Linked DNA regions of Homo sapiens: region 1 is linked to region 2. A link is a loop called in an ENCODE intact Hi-C map of the cell type or tissue named here. Cell type or tissue: OCI-LY7. All regions are shown on one strand. Each heading gives the region's core, and the rest is flanking DNA. Links, peaks and the distances in the headings are about the cores only. Region 1 holds the start of PTPRJ (protein tyrosine phosphatase receptor type J). Region 2 overlaps PTPRJ (protein tyrosine phosphatase receptor type J).

Region 1 (5,366 bases), core at 65-5,064, 130 kb after region 2:
TGTCATGCATAATGTTACCTATTAATTATAATATCATCAGTGGCATTATATTAGAAGGGAAACACACAGAAAATTGCCTCTTATCCTGCACTCAAAATAATTCCCTAGCCCAAGAAGTGAATGAACTGAGAAGTAATTACTGATGATCCTCTGGCTACACCCAGGCCTACGGTTGTTCAGCCACTCTGCCTCAGCCCCAACCTCAAGCAAAAATTACTTTTAGGAGCTAAATAACCCCTTTGCTGACCAAAATTGCTCATTTGGAAGCCAGGATCCTCTCTGCTTAGGAAAGCTTGGGTATTCCATGGTTATCTTTATCGTGGGGCCCAACTTGAAGTCAGCTCAAAGTCACGGTCTAACCATAAACCAATTTGCTGTTTTCGTAAACTGTCTGCAAACAAAACATAATCGTTTGGTTTTCCCGTTGTCCTGAAGCAAAACAAAAATATTTAAAGTCACTCATATGAGAATCTAACAAGCAGTTTAAAGAGGAGTCAAAATATACTTTGTACTCTGGATGGAACAGGTAAGGAATCAGGCTTAAGGATTAGCCATGAGAGATAATAAACCCAGTTATTATTCACCAGGAAACAAGAAAGTGAAGATAAAACAAAACCAAAACACTACAAGACCAATAAAACAGCTATCAGTCACCAGCTTTTTTTTTTCATTTATTCTTTTAAAATCAGCCCACATCAAGCTGATTTCTTAAAGAACCTGTCAGGATTAAATTTCTCAAGGAGGCAGGAGGAAAACTGCTTTGTCACATTGCCTAAAACATACACACAAACCAAAACTACTGTGCAAAACTGCTATGAGAATGGGAGGAGTCAGACACTGCAACTAGCAAAGTCCTCATGTTGGAATCATCTCTGACCGTCCTTCCTGTCTTAGAAAAGGGGAATGAGATGCCAGTTCAAAAATTGCTTTTCCGGGCCTACTAAGCACTGAGCCTTCCGGCATCTCAGCTTTCCAGCTTCCACACCCGCCCTTATTAATGTCCAAACAGAGCTGTGTCTTTTCCATGACTTGTCCATTTGTTTAACCTGGTATAGTTGATTCCATTTTATAACACACACATAAGCACATACACACACAATCCAGGCCTCAAAAAACCAGTCAGCTCTTAGGAAGGTAGTCACATACTTGTTTCCTAAACAAACTTCAGAAATATCTCAAATTGATTCAACTTTGAAAAATTCCATTCACACCCACCATTTTGAGAAGACACAGTGATACGTCCCTATCATTAAAAGTAAGATCAAAGTGAAAACACGGGAAAAAAAAAAATAGCACTTTGAAAATATGAGGCCCAGGCCGGTGACCCAGGTTCCCATCTTGTCTTCTCTAATACCTTGCTGGGTGACCTCAGCCTGCTCCCTGTCTTCTCTGGACATCAATATCCTCATCTAAGAGCTCTGAGGGGTTTCAGCTGTCTTGAAAGTCTGGTCCAGCTCAAAAATGCACTGATTCCCTGAAATATCCATTATCAAAATGAACTGCTGAATGTGGATTTTGAAGATGCTTCTTCTGGGAGCCTTTTAGACTTCCTATTTCATAATGTGTCCAAAAAAAAAAGAAATAAGAGAGTCCTTTTGAGGTTCTACAGAACAAACCATAGAGGAAGGAAATATCTAAATACAGGACAAGTGTAGAGTGGCAATATGCTAATGAAATACAAGGAAGGATTGAGCAAGCAATAAATTTACCCAAGAAACTTTTTGCTGATTGAGAACACAGCTAGCAACCACTATGGCTGGAGCAAAAATAAATAAATTTTATATATATATAATTTAAAATTTTTTTGCTGAAGCAAAAAAAAAATTACATATATTATACATTTAAAAATAAATGAAGCTTTAAGTTTGGGGGTTTTCTGTTTTTTGTGGTTTTTGTTTTAGCATAAACTTTTGATACAAGAAATCTTCAAATACAAGGCTTTTTTAACTTCAGACACTGCTTCCCTGAATTTCCTTACATGGACAGGGAGAAGACAGCCCCCACAGGCACTGTACCTTAATAATGAGAATCCCATGTGGAAACCCTTAATATTTACAAAGTTCTTTTAGACATTGGCCAGTGGAAGCCCCTCAAACAATTCCATTGGGCAGAGGGTGCTATACTCATTCTACAGATGCGGTTAACTGAGGGTAGAGAAGCCTGAAGAGCAAGTCCAGCCCTGTGGCCCGGCCCTGGAGCCAGTCTCCTGACATCTACTCCCAGGTTCTCTGCAGGAGGTCACATTGCCTTCTGGCCCCCAGGAGAGCCTGTGCAGAACCTGCTGGGGAAACTGCGAGGAGAGACCCTTGGGTGCCGAGGGTCACGCAGCCCCCAGGCCCCAGCCCCCTTCTCCTACAGCCTGCTAGGCGGCATTGCTGCCCCAGGGTGATGCTTCTGCTCTCTCCTGTATTCGCGCTGGAGAAGTTTTCCCTGAAACCAGGTTCCATCCCCAGCCAATAACTCATTTCCTCAGAGATGGTGTCTGTATAAAACAAGCAAGATGGTCATTTGCAGAAACGCACAGCAAGGCAGCCCTAGACCGCTTCCCCTGCGGGTTCAAACCCCAACAGGCTCCAGAGGCTAAGAGGACGTGCCCGCTGGCTCAGCTCCCATGGCACGGGCTGGGTGCTCCGCTATTTCACTTCTCTCCCTCAGTTCCCCATCTGTGAAATGGGAATGCCCCTTCAGCTGCTCTGCCTCAGCCCCTATGGAAATGCCAGGAAGGGGAAAGGTCGGTCACCAAAACGCCAGGGACAGCATTATCTGAAAAGTGAAGCCAGAAAAGAGGGTGAGGGTGGGGTGGGGAGGGGGAGCCAGCGCCCACAAAGCACGAATTAAACACCCATGAAATCAAGCACGACGCCAAGAGGGCCGGCTGCCTTGAGAAAAGCCAGCGTGCGGCCACCTTTTCCCCGGCCTGGGAACTTTCCCCAGGAACAGGGCCCTCGGCCCGGAGTCCCGCGCCTCGCCCAGGGCCCCACTGCCCAGCGCCTGGCCCTGCCCTGTCGCCCCCGCCGCCCCTCGGGCCCCTGCAGGCCGGGTCGGAGGTCTGTCGGCAAAGGCTCAGCCAGGCCGCCCGGCTCTGCGTCCCCAGACCTCCGCAAACACGCCCCCTCCGGCCGCCTCCGGCTAGGAAGCCGGGCCCGTGCCCGCCAGATGTGCCCAGCGCCGGGAAGAGCCGGGCCAGGGACGGCCTGGAGCCCGCGCGGAGGCTTTCCCCGGGAGGCTCGGGCACCGCGGCACCCGGATCCCGCCTCTCTCCCCCGATCCTGGGCAGCCGGAAAAGGGATCGATCGCCGGCGTGCGAGGCCGGCCGGGGTCCCCGCAAGTCGCCTTCCGGGGATCCGGGGATCCGGACCCCCGCCCCCTTCCCCGGAACCCCCCGGGGGGGTACGCTCGGGCAGGTGCAGTCAATGCCAGTCCCGCCCCAGCCTCCTGCCCCCCGCCCGAGCCCACCCGGCGCTTACCTGGCCCAGGCGCAGCAGCAGCAGCAGCAGCGGCAGCGCCCAGCGCAGCCCGGGCGAGCGCGGAGGCAGCCGCGCCTCCCGCGCCGCCGGCTTCATGCCCCGCGCGCCCTGGAACGTGCCCCGGACGCGCGAATCGGGCCCCGCCGTGCGCCCGAGCCCGGGCACCGTCGTCGCCGCCTCCTGCCGTCTCCTTCGCCTCCTCCTCCGCCAGCCGGTCCGCCTCGTCCCCGCTCCGCCCGCCCCGGGCTTCCCCGGAGACATGGCAGCGGCGGCGGCGGCCGCGGCCACACGCCGGAGCCTAGCGCGGCTGCCGCGGGGGGGCCGCGTCCCTGAGCGCGCAGGGGCTTCGCGGGGCGGAGCGAGCGGCGCCCACCCCCAGCGCGCGGCTACCCGGTCCCGGCTCCCGCGGCTGCTCCCGCTGCCTCCTCCGCGCGTCATGCGGCTGGGGCTGCTGCAGGGAGCCGCGGCGAGCGCTCGGCCCCCTCCCTTCCCCTCCCCCTCTGAATATTCATCGCTTCCTCCCGCCCCGGCCGGCCCGGCGGCTGCGGAGCTCCGCAGCCCCTCGCCGCCGCCCGCCGCTGCCCCCGCCCCCTCCGAGCCGGCCGCGGATCCCCTCCCGCGGGCAGAGGAAGCGCTCCCGCCTCGCCCGCCCCTCCGCCCAGCCCTCCCACATTCCTGGGACTTGGAGCCCGGGACCAGGCTCCGTGGCTCTAGCGCCTCGAGCCGGCACCCCTCAGGACGGGCTCCCCAGCCTCACACCAGGTCCACGGCGCCGGGTTCGGGTGGGCAGAGGTTGACCGAGACCCCTACTGAGAGCGCAGCCAAGCCTGATTGTAGACAGCAACCCGGCGAAGGCGCGTTTGACCTGGCCCTGGGTGGGCTTGGGGGTGCGTGAACCCCGAAATTGTAGAAGGCACGCTGTACATTGTGTTCTGTCCCCCAGCCCCCGAGCGCCGGCCAGGGAGGCAGAGAGCCCAGTACAAGCCAGTCCAGGGATTAGAACCCCAGCTGTGGCATATGGTGGACGGGGCTCTGCTGGTAGTACCAGCCCTGTGAACTCTGGAGACGCATTTCTCCTCTCTGGCCGACCCCACCCACCCTCCTCTCCTCCCGTGTGAAATAAAGATCGTACTAGGACGTGTGGAGAGAGAGGTCCACTGCATTCGCGATTAAACGAGACAGTAGTTAGTAAAGTCCTAAACACCTAGCCTGACACATCGTGGGACTCCACATACATTAGCTCTTCTGGAAGCTTTCATCACGTTGTTAAAGAGGTCAATGAACTGACAGGAGTTAAAGATCACAGCAGATATTACTCCTGTGCCCATGCACAGAGGAAGACACTAGGATCAGGGAGGCTATGCCACTTGCCCAGGAGAAGCCGCAAGAGAAAGGGCCAAACCAGAGAGTGCTAAGGAGGAAGAGGTTAATTCCAACCAGGAGAGAGGTGACACCTGAGCTGGGCTTTGAAGGATGTGTTGAGTTTCACCAGGCCAGTAGAGGGGAGAAGTGTCTCAGGAGGTGGGGCCAACTTGGCAGAAACGAGGCAGCAGATGCTTCGAGCTTGGCCTTCGGAGAAACAGGAATGGGAGGCTGGGGGATTCATACTGGGGGAGACTTCAAAGGCCAGGATAATGAGTCTAGGCTGGATTCTGTGTGCAGCAAGATGCAGACCACGAGGTGTCCAACACTACCTCCAGACACCCGTTGGGCCTCAGGTTACCATCTACAAGATGGGAATACACATTCACTTACAGGGTCTAAGTGGTTCCCACCAGACAACACACCCAGACAAGCACTGAGGATAAAGAAACTTTGCCAGGCCGCACGATGGCTCACGCCTGTAATCCCAGCACTTCCGGAGGCCAAGGTGACTAGATCACTTAAGCTCAAGAGTTC
Region 2 (5,366 bases), core at 293-5,292:
ATACATATGCACACAGGCATGCATATATCTTAAAATTATAAAACTCGTATATCAAGTGATCAATGGTTATCTCCAGTTAATGATTTACTTGTTATTCTTTTCTTGTCTATGTTTTATATAATGAATATGCATTACTATCTTTATAAAAATTTTTAAAAAGATTTTCTTAGGTAATTAAAAGAAGAACAGTATTTGGAAAACATGACATTTATAAATTCTACCGATTTCCTTTAAGAAACATGACTGGCAGAAAAGCCTATGCTTACCAGTGCTACTGGGAGTTTTTTGAGATGCCCCATCAGTCCCATTAGATCCTTGTTCAGGTGTTCTTAAACTATCGTTGGCTCCAGAGCTTTCACCATCCTCACTGGTGTTTGTTTCCACCTGAGGTGTTCCAGTTCCATTCTGTTTATGAAAGGATTCTGCTGTACTGCTGATCTGCGTTATGCCATTTTCCCCTGTGGCAACAGTTGCTACTGAAGGGTCAGGAATTGGACTAGGGGCTATGCAAAGAAAGTAAACAATTAGATTAAAAATATATTTCTCCAGGAGACAGGGATGCCCCACCTCACAAAATATTTACACTGAAATGAAATGCACACTTGGAAAAACTGATCCCTCTCTTTCTCTTCTTTGTATCATCACCTACAACATGAGCCCCTCAGAAACTGCCATTTCTGGCCACATGGAGAGTACCTGGCCACGAGAGTGCAGAAGCTCCATGCTTACACTGCACACAGTCATTCACAGGAAAGGAGAGGAGGCGTGAGCTCCTATGGCCAAGAGCTCAGGCACTGAAGGAGAACCTTGGCCACACTGGCTGCTTTATCTTGAATTCATTACTAGTCTCCTAGAGTCTCTGTTCAGGGAGGTGCAGCAGAGACCACTCTTGACCCCCAAACTCCATTCCCCCATTTTCCCTTCATCATACTCCTGGAGATTTTTGGCCCTGTATATGCATAGCTGTTGGGAACAAAGACCACATTTCCCAGCCTCCCATGCAGCTAGATGTTGCATGTGACTAACTTCTGTCAAACAGAGTGTGACCAGACGTTCTGTCTGACTTCTAGCAAGTGTCCTTAAAGGGTGGAGCACAACCTTCTGCCCTTCCTCCTTCTTATAGCTGTAGTGTGGATGCGATGACTGGATCTCATGCTGCCTGGCTCTAGAACCAACACTGTGGCAGTGGCTGCAGCTTCCTGATCCCAGGATCACAGCTCAGAACATTCACCGCTGGATCCAGCAACTACAGCAGGGACTTCCTGATTCCTCCCTCTCTGCTTGCTGTCTATGACCAAGGTGGTGACTCTCTAGGGGGTCAGTTCTGCAGCCTTAGTCTGGGAGTAATTTCTCAGGGCCAGGCCTAAAGCCTCCTCCCCAGCTGTTATGAGCTGACTTGTGCTCCGCCACCCCCAAATTCATATGTTGAAGTCCTAACCCCCAAGACCTTGATCTTATTACAGCAGCCCTGGCAAACTAATACAGCGGCCCTTCCAATGACTCTGTAAACTCTCACTTCCCAGGGTAAATCCTTTCAGTTAAAATAGCTCATGATTTCTGTTTCCCGCAATTCTACTACCTACGGTAGATGTTTGAATAGAAGTGTTCTTCTGCAGCAGTGATTCAAGCCTGTACAAGGTACCCACCAGTTTATTTATTAAACTAATTAACAGGAAGAAAAACCAACGGCAGTACTCTTCCCATTGTTTGCACAGGCTCTAATTACCATTATTAATTGAGATTTGCTTTATTAGAAGATTTCAGCAAGATCTGCCCATATATGCTTCCATGAGTACAATCTAATTATTTTATCTCACAAACTGAGATTTTACCAATCAGGAAAAAAAAAGTTCCCAAATTTTGGGGAGAAACAAAAACCATGGTTTTTTTTTTTTTTCCTAAAAGGTACATTTTTTAAAAAACTACCAACTACTATTATTTTTAATTTTTTTTTTTTTTTTTTTTTTTTGAGATGGAGTTTCACTCTTGTTGCCCAGGCTGGAGTGCAATGGAGTGATCTCGGCTCACTGCAGCCTCCACCTCTCAGGCTCAAGCGATTCTCCTGCCTCAGCCTCCCAAGTAGCTGGGATTACAGGTGCATGCCACCACACCTGGCTAATTTTTTTGGTATTTTTAGTACAGATGGTGTTTCACCATGTTGGCCAAGCTGTTCTCGAACTCCTGAATTCAGGTGATCCACCTGCCTCAGCCTCCCAAAGTGCTGGGATTACAGGCATGAGCCACCAGGCCCGGCCTTCAATTCTTATAGAAATGTTTTATGACCAAAAAATTAGTAAGGACATAATCCAGGGATGGATGGTGCTTTCAACTGAATATATTTAAGCTTCCTTAAAAAACTTCTAGTCATATCCTTATTTTTCTCATTTTATTACCAGGGAATGAACCAGCACTGTCAGCAGTTGGGACTCAGCCCTGTGCATGAAAGCAAAACATGCGGGAGTCCAGGTCTCATTTTCCAAAGGTTATGACGATCTTCCACCCCATTCTTTAAATGTAGCAATGTAGCAACAAAAGGGCAATGTAGCAACACAAGAAAATACTTAAAGGATAACAGCACATAAACAATATACAAATAATGTATTACAATTTCAACTAAGTTAAATCGCCCACAGATGAGGCTAGAAAAAAATTACAGAAAATATAAATTTTCATCATGATTGCACAATTAATTAAAATTTTTTCTTTCATTTGTTGTTTCCACCCTCACTCCTACTTCTAAAGAAAAATTGGGGCCGGGCGTGGTGGCTCGCGCCTGTAATCCCAGCGCTTTGGGAGGCCAAGGCGGGCGGATCACCTGAGGTCAGGAGTTCAAGACCAACATGGGGAAGCCCCGTCTCTACTAAAAATACAAAAAATTAGCCGGACATGGTGGCACGTGCCTGTAATCCCAGCTACTTGCTAGGCTGAGGCAGGAGAATCACTTGAACCCGGGAGGCGGAGGTTGCAGTGAGCCGAGATGGCACCACTGCACTCCAGCCTGGGCTACAGAGCGAGGCTCCAACTCAAAAAAAAAGAAAAGAAAAAGAAAAAGAAAAATTGGAAACCGAGCAGGTTTTAATAAATTAGCATTTCACATTGCTGTTAATGTTGCTGTGTGTCCATTAGGGGGCAGTAGCGAACAACACAAGAATAGAGAGGAAAAGGGTACTCACTGCCACCTGCGCACAGGATCTGAAACAGAAAAAGAAAACGGAAGTCAGCAGATTCATTCAGCCATGGAAAATGCAAATCAGAAATAAAGCAGTTGAGGATTTAATAATGGGGGTGGGGTGGTAAGAAGCACATTAAGCAAAGGTCTGCTGGTCAGGGTTAGGCCGTCTTGGGACATTAAACACAGGGAATCATTGCAACCTCGGGGTCAATTACAAAGGATTAACTGGGTTATGTGGGGGCTGGCGGCTGCTGACTCCCAGTGCCCAGTGTTTCTCCCCAGACACATCCCCCCACCTCCAGCCCTCTCCCCGGAGCAACTCCCCAGGTCAGCACCTCCCTCCACCCACTGTGCGATGAGCTGAAGCAGAAGGACACAGAAGCAGAGACCAGATTGTCAGGGCCAAAAAAAGGGGGTTGGGTGGGGGGGATACCAAGCCCAGCACACCCCTTCCCCAGACCCATTTCCCAGTCCTGACAGCACAGTGGAAACCAGAAATCCACTGTGTTTGGGATTTTCATTGTACAAAAATTCATCTTCTTCTTTCCATCAGTAGGTGGCAGTAAAAATTTTTAATCACATGTCAAGCAGCTTTGGGAAGAATTAATGCTTGACACACAAGAGGCCTTAAAGGTTTAGCTGACAGTGTCAGCTGGGGAGGGGAGCAGCCCTCAAGGATATTCATTGTGATCCATAATTGTTTCCCTATACTTTAAAAATCTAAAGTGATTCAAGGTTGTACACTCTATTGTTTCACAAACACACCTTTTTGGTGAATAAGATTTTTTTTTTTAAGTAGGATCGTCACGAAGAATAAAATAATCAAAAAGGACCCTGGTGGAAAAAACCGTCCTCCTACTTTCCATGACACTTAGAATAAAATTCAAACTCAGCCACAGCCCACTAGCCCCTCTGGTCTCACTGCCCCCTCACATTCTCGAAACTGATTCTCCCCTAGAGCCTTTACATATTTATTCCCTCCCACAAACACACTCTGCCCAGACCTTTTCATGGCCTGCCCAAAACGCCACCTCCTCAGCAAGTCCTTCTCCGAGCAGCCATGGAAACCAACACCCCTCACTCTCTGTCCATCACTGACTCCTCCAACCACACTGTGTGCTCCATGAGAACAGAGATCTTGTCTGTGCCCCATGCCTAGAATGGTGGACCCAGTAGGCACTCAATAAACGGCACAGGAAGGAAAGAACGAGCCCAGAGGGGGAAAGTCTTGCCCCCAGGTCCTCCAATTCTCAAACTTCCCATTCCCACCTTCCACCCTACCATCAACTCCTTCGCGCCTCAGGCCTACCCTTTTTCAGCTCATCTTCCTCCTCCAGCCCCTGCCCTTTAATCTAGGCTGAGCCTCAATCCACAGTCTAGGATGGATCATAGGAGAGAGGCAGAAAAAAGAGAAGTCAATAGCTAGGCAAGTCGCACAGGGCAGCAAACATTTTTTTGCCCAGTAAGGGGAAAGATTAAAGTAAAAGCACTGTGGGAGGCTATACTTGCAAACGCATTCTGAGGATAAAAAGGAACTCTAACTTACTAAGCACCTACTATGTAACAGACACTGTGCTGGGCTTTCTACATCCCTTGTCTCAGCACAGAACCATGGAGTGATGGCTAAGAGCTGAGACCTGGACTCAGACCGCCTGAAGGAAGTCGTTCAGTGCCACTGCTTCTGGCCATGTAACTGCGGGCAGGTAGCTTGCTTAATTAACCTCTCTGTCCCTCCCTGTCTGTATCTGCCAACAGGATGATCTTTGTACCTGCCTTGCTTTGGCGAGAATTAAGTTAAATGATCTATTTGAGCTGCTGTTGTCATCATCATCATCCTTACATCTTCACTGCAACCCTGTGAGGTATTTTTATCCCCATTTTACAGGTAACACCACCGAGGCTCAGATCCTCCTGATAGAAACCAATGTGCAATCTGAAGCTCATACTCTCCCCAGCATTGTTTTCCAAAGTATTTTTTGAATAACTTTTTTCTTAAGAGACAAGGTCTCACTCTGTCACAGGCTGGAGTGCAGTGGTGCAATCACAGCTCACTGCATCCTTGATCCCACATGCTCAAGCGATCCTCTCACCTAAGCCTCCCAAGTAGCTGGGACTACAGGCATGCACCACCATGCCCAGCTAATTTTTTTATTTCTGTATGGGGACAGCATCTCACTTTGTTGCCCAGATTGGT

Evidence for each region. Peaks named below come from ENCODE experiments on the same cell type or tissue, not always from the same donor. Only the 100,000 strongest peaks of a DNase experiment are listed, where the experiment ranks them.
Region 1: it touches region 2 in a loop (4-fold over the local background); 40 of 110 quality-filtered maps call a loop at or near these places.

What each region holds. Positions count from the first base shown.
Region 1 is chr11:47,979,110-47,984,475 of GRCh38, reverse strand. PTPRJ (protein tyrosine phosphatase receptor type J) reads right to left here and starts at 3,917. Exons shown (of 25, transcript NM_002843.4): 1 at 3,468-3,917. The coding sequence starts at 3,563. RefSeq lists silencers at 2,887-3,316, 3,417-4,006. In OCI-LY7, for the core only: CTCF peaks have their summits at 2,898, 3,102 and 4,831; DNase peaks (open chromatin) are centred at 845, 3,095, 3,685, 3,925 and 1 weaker place; H3K4me3 peaks cover 4,389 bases; H3K27ac peaks cover 1,565 bases.
Region 2 is chr11:48,107,884-48,113,249 of GRCh38, reverse strand. It overlaps PTPRJ (protein tyrosine phosphatase receptor type J), which reads right to left. Exons shown (of 25, transcript NM_002843.4): 2 at 3,174-3,192; 3 at 267-503. Among named protein-coding and RNA genes, the nearest start is that of MIR3161, 14 kb to the right of the region's middle. In OCI-LY7, for the core only: CTCF peaks have their summits at 2,908 and 3,112 (motif pointing right); DNase peaks (open chromatin) are centred at 3,189, 3,749 and 4,667; H3K4me3 peaks cover 2,004 bases; H3K27ac peaks cover 2,771 bases.